Regions from separate parts of the Mus musculus genome. Here region 1 is linked to region 2. Evidence: chromatin loops called from intact Hi-C (ENCODE). Cell type or tissue: gastrocnemius. All regions are shown on one strand.

Region 1 (2,500 bases), 56 kb before region 2:
TTCTTCCCTTCCCTACCCTCTCTCCGAACTCCCTCCCTCCCTCCCTTTCTTCCTCTTTTGTTTTGAGACAAGACTCACACTTGCCTAAAACTCACTATGTAGCCCAGGCCAGCCTTAAATTTACATCAATCCTTCTGCTGCAGCTTCCCAAGTGCTGAGATTACAGGTGTGTTTGTGTGTATGGCTGTGTGTGTGTGTGTGTATGGCTGTGTGTGTGTGTATGGCTATGTGTGTGTGTATGGCTGTGTGTGTGTATGACTATGTGTGTTTGTGTGTTTGTGTGTGTGTATGGGTGTGTGTGTATGACTGTGTGTGTTTGTGTGGCTCTGTGTGTGTGTATGACTGTGTGTGGTTGTGTGTGTGTCTATGACTGTGTGTGGTTGTGTGGTTGTGTGTGTGTATGGCTCTGTGTGTGTGTGTATGGTTGTATGTGTGTGTATGGCTGTGTGTGTTTGTGTGGCTGTGTGTGTGTCTATGACTGTGTGTGGTTGTGTGGTTGTGTGTGTGTATGGCTCTGTGTGTGTATATGGTTGTATGTGTGTGTATGGCTGTGTGTGTGTGTGTATGACTGTGTGTGTTTGTGTGGCTGTGTGTGTGTGTGTGTGTCTGTGTGTAGATCAGACAGTAACTTTCAGGACTAGTTTCTCTCCCCCCACTGTTGGCTCCAGATCTCAAACACAACAGCAATTTACTCAATGCGTCACCTCAGTGGTCCCTCGTGAATTTCTTATGATATCCTCTAGAAAAAGAAAACCTAAATATAAACAGACATATATGTGTGTGTATCAGATATTCATATATGTATGAATATAGTATACAAATGTTGACCTCTGATTTTGTCCCTAACACACAGCTCCTAAAATACACACAATTTTCTGTGTGATAGAATTTGTCTCTCAAAGAAGTCCTTGGATTATTCACAAGGCAAGCATGTGGGATTCACACTAATGAGGTTACAGGGCCGGGGCTGCTCGTTTTAGAAAAGCCCATCTTGGGACTTGAGAGATGACTTAGTAGTTAAAGTGCACTTGCCCAGAAATTGAGAAGACCAGTGTTTAAATTCTCAGTGATCAGGCATGGTGATCGGGCATGGTAGCTTGCCTACGATTCCAGTTTCGGAAGGCAGAGATGGGATCCCCAAAGCAAACTGCCTAAGGAGACTAGCCAGCCGTTTGGTGAGCACTGGGTTTGACTGCCACCCTGCCTCAGCAGGGAAGCTGGATTTAGAGTGATTCTTGATGTCAACCTCTGGTCCCCACATGTCCACAGTGAGCTGAACCCTCCCACATCAACCATTAATCAAGACAAGATCCCACGGACTTGTCCACAGGACAGTCTTTTTTAAAATATTTTTATTTATTTTTCTCCCATACAGCGCATCCCGACTGCAGTTTCCCCTCCCTGCTCTCCCTCCAGCCTCCCCAGGCCCTGCAGGAGCGTCTCACCGTCTCACCGAGTGTTTTCTTAGTTAAGATTCTCTCTTCCCAGTTGTCTAGGTTTGTATCAACTTGACAGAAACAGTCTGTTTAAGACAGAGAGTTGTCACTTGGCCATCCTGCTTGTGGATGACAGCTGAGAGTAAAAGAGTCACCTGTGAAGGAACCTTTAACCTGTGTGTTCTACACTAACTCTGAAAGCTAAGGATGAAACAGGGGGACCTCTGGCAGGGGTGTGGTTCTGCTAGCTGAAGATAGTTTACCTTTGGAATTCTGGGGACTCTTAAGAGAGCTATATAAAGGCCAGAGCGCCAAGAGAGGGGGAGGCTGCTGCTCCCCCTGCTGCTGGGGTTTGAAGTGGTCATAAGCAAACACACAAGAAGAAACTGGTTATCAAGGAACTTGCCACTCTCAGTCAGCAGTCAGCAGGAAGTAGCCTAACAATATCAATGCCCCTTGCCCCTCTCGCTTTCTTTCTCTCTTACCTAGTGTTGGGGGGCAGATGGGATTGGGGTGCAGAGGGTGGTAGGTAAAAGAACCGACCAATAAAATAGCCAATTCAACCCAGCCTCATCTCATTAGCCCACTCAGGGGCTAGAGTTGCATTTGATATATCCCCATTTCCCAAGAACCCCTCCCCCATCTGCCAGTAAGTTCCTGTGGCTTTAACAGCTTTAGTGAGGTCTAAACAGATTACATATTTAAAATGAGTATCTTTTTTTTTTTTTTTTTTGTTTGTTTGTTTTTTGAGACAGGGTTTCTCTGTATAGCCCTGGCTGTCTTGGAGCTCACTTTGTAGACCAGGCTGGCCTCTCGAACTCAGAAATCCACCTGCCTCTGGCTCCAGAGTGCTGGGATTAAAGGCGTGCGCCACCACGCCCGGCTTCAAAATGAGTATCTTGTTTCAATATGTCATATATCCATGAAACCTTTATAGTCAGAAGAATAAAGAGGTCACCACTACCACCACCCACCACCCCCTGCCAAAAAAAAAAAGTTTTCTCAAGGTCCTTGGCAATCCCTTCCTCTCACCCTTTTCATCCCAGTACTTCCCTCACCATGAA
Region 2 (2,500 bases):
CTCTAAGGGTTACCTTAAGAAACACTACTGCCAGGCAGTGGTGGCGCACACCTTTAATTCCAGCTCTTGGGAGCCAGAGGCAGGTGGATTTCTGAGTTTGAAACCAGCCTGGTCTACAGAGTGAGTTCCAGGACAGCCAGAGCTACACAGAGAAACCCTGTCTTGAAAAAAACCAAAAGAAGAAAAAAGAAAGAAAGAGAGAAAGACTACTTTGGCTGGATGGGATGTGTGTGGTGTTGCTCAACTTTAATCTCAGCAACAACAATACTTTGGGGCGGGGGCTACAGAGATGTTTGACATTTAAGAGACTTACTGCTTTTGCAAAGGATCTGGGTTCAATTTCTAGAACCCACATGGTGGCTAACAATTTAATCTCTAAGTCCAGTTCCAGGAAATCTGATGCCCTCTTCTGGCCTCCTCAGCATCAGACATACCTGAAGTCAAAACATTCATACGCACAAAATAATAAAATAGTCAAAAGATTACTTTGGGGGCTGGAGAGGTGGCTCAGTGGTTAAGAGCACTGACTATTCTTCCAAAGGTCCAGAGTTCAAATCCCAGCAACCACATGGTGGCTCACAACCATCTTGTAATGAGATCTGACAGCATTTTCTGGGTGTCTGAAGAAAGCTACAGTGCACTTAGACATAATAATAAAGAAATCTAGAAAGAAAGAAAGAAAGAAAGAAAGAAAGAAAGAAAGAAAGATGGCTTTGCTTTATTTATGCATTCATTTGAGGCAGGGTCTCCTGTAGCAGGCTGGCCTTGAACTTCTGATGTAGCTAAGGGTAACTTCTGGTCCTTCATTCCCAAGTACTGGGATTACAAATGTGCCAATGGCCATCAGATTCTGAGGGTCACACCCAAGGTTTAGATACGCCAGGCAAGCACTCTGCCAGGTGTGCTACACCCCTAATCTCTAGAAATGGGTGATAATTGGTTCAAGGTTTGTGAGGCTGTATTTAAATCTTACCTCTCTTTATCAGAAAGGCCATAAGCCTCAGATGTTAATGATGTGTGGCAGCACTGAGGGACTAAATCGTAGTGTTGTGTGACCTTGCTGCCACCTGGTGGCTAAATTCCTGCAGCCCAGCCCAGTGCTTCCTGCTACTAGTGTGAAAACCCAGTAAAGTTTTGTTTTGTTTTGTTTTTCTGTTGGACAGACTTAAAATGTGGGCCTAGTCGGCTGCAGTCTCGTGTTAATATCTCACCTCAGCCTCCCAAATATTGAGATTGAAGCTTTGAGCCACGATGTTCACTGAGAAAGTTGAAGTTCAATCAGCCTTTAAACACACAGACACACTTTGTTTTTGTTTTGAGACAGGGTTTCTCAGTGTGGCCCTGCTGTTCTGGGTGCCATTCTGTAGACCAGGCTGGCCTTAAACTCAGTAATCTTCCTGCTTCTGCTTCCTTAGTGCTGGGGCTAGCGGCATGGTTTTAAATGGGTGTTTGTGAGTACCTGAGTGTATGTATGTGCACCATGTGATTGTAGGAGCCTGTGGAGGTCAGGAGGTCTCAGGTCCCCTGAAACTGGAGTTAGAGGCAGCTGTGAGCCACCACACTAGTGCTGGAACCAAACCCAAGTCCTTTGTGAGATCAGTAAGCGTAACTGCTAAACCATCTCTGCAGTCCTGTTTGGTGTTTCTTGCTTGCTTGTTAGGGTCTCTCTGTATAGCCTTGGCTGGAACTTGCAGAGACCTGCCTCAGCCTCCAAGTGCTGAGATTACAGGTGTGTGCTACCAGGCCTAGCTTCAAACCGTTTTTTCTTAAAGGCTCTGCCAGTCTTCCATTCCATTCTTAGGGTGTCACAGATCAATTGACCTAAGCCAAATCAATGGAGATTTTGGTTCGAAAATTTGGTAAATACATCAAGAAGAGAATGCACTCCTTGTTTTACTCTCTAACCACTCCCCCTTCAGTGACCTGCCCTCCCGCTATCCCCGTGACTGACAATCATAACAGCTATAATAACCACATTCCCTACGAAAGCGTTAGATCAGGACGAACCAAGGCAGAGCAGGATGGAGATGCTGAGGTGGGGGAGGAAGGAGCTAACGTGCCCTTCCAGGGCCGTGCTGGACACACGTGTCAGTCACTGCAAGATACAGACAAACAGCGCCTCCTGGCCAAGGGTAAAAAAAAAGGGACAAACAAGCATCGCAGAGCTTAGCAGAACAGGCGACTCCTGAAACAGCCACAGTACGGGGTCTCGATTCTCAATTTCCGCGCGGAGTGACGCGCAGAGGCGCGTTCTGCGCAGCTGCAGTGGGAGGACCGGCGCGTGCGCGGGGAGGGCGGGGCCCGAGCAGAACCTCGCGCAAGCGCGCGCTAGGCAAAGCGTTTGGCGGGTTTTTCCTGTGCTGTGCTCCTCACGGAGAAGCTAAGGTGTAGTCCTCGGAAGCAAGTTTTCTCTCTGGATCGAGACCTCTCGAGGGCTTTTGAAGTATTTCTCTGTGACCTGGTGGCTGGGGTCGTTTGAGGGCTTAGGCCAGGTGGTCTC

The links. A loop is a pair of places that touch in the nucleus more often than their neighbours do. Peaks named below come from ENCODE experiments on the same cell type or tissue, not always from the same donor. Only the 100,000 strongest peaks of a DNase experiment are listed, where the experiment ranks them.
Region 1: a loop joins it to region 2, with 6 times the contacts of the local background. A loop is called at or near these places in 30 of 42 quality-filtered maps.

Annotation. Positions count from the first base shown.
Region 1 is chr19:6,019,763-6,022,262 of GRCm38, reverse strand. No RefSeq gene overlaps it. Among named protein-coding and RNA genes, the nearest start is that of Capn1, 5.8 kb to the right of the region's middle. In gastrocnemius, no CTCF peak of the experiment used is centred here; no DNase peak of the experiment used is centred here.
Region 2 is chr19:5,964,010-5,966,509 of GRCm38, reverse strand. It overlaps Pola2 (polymerase (DNA directed), alpha 2), which reads left to right and starts at 2,304. Exons shown (of 18, transcript NM_008893.3): 1 at 2,304-2,500. In gastrocnemius, a CTCF peak has its summit at 1,091 (motif pointing left); DNase peaks (open chromatin) are centred at 1,064 and 2,279; H3K4me3 peaks cover 838 bases; H3K27ac peaks cover 1,404 bases.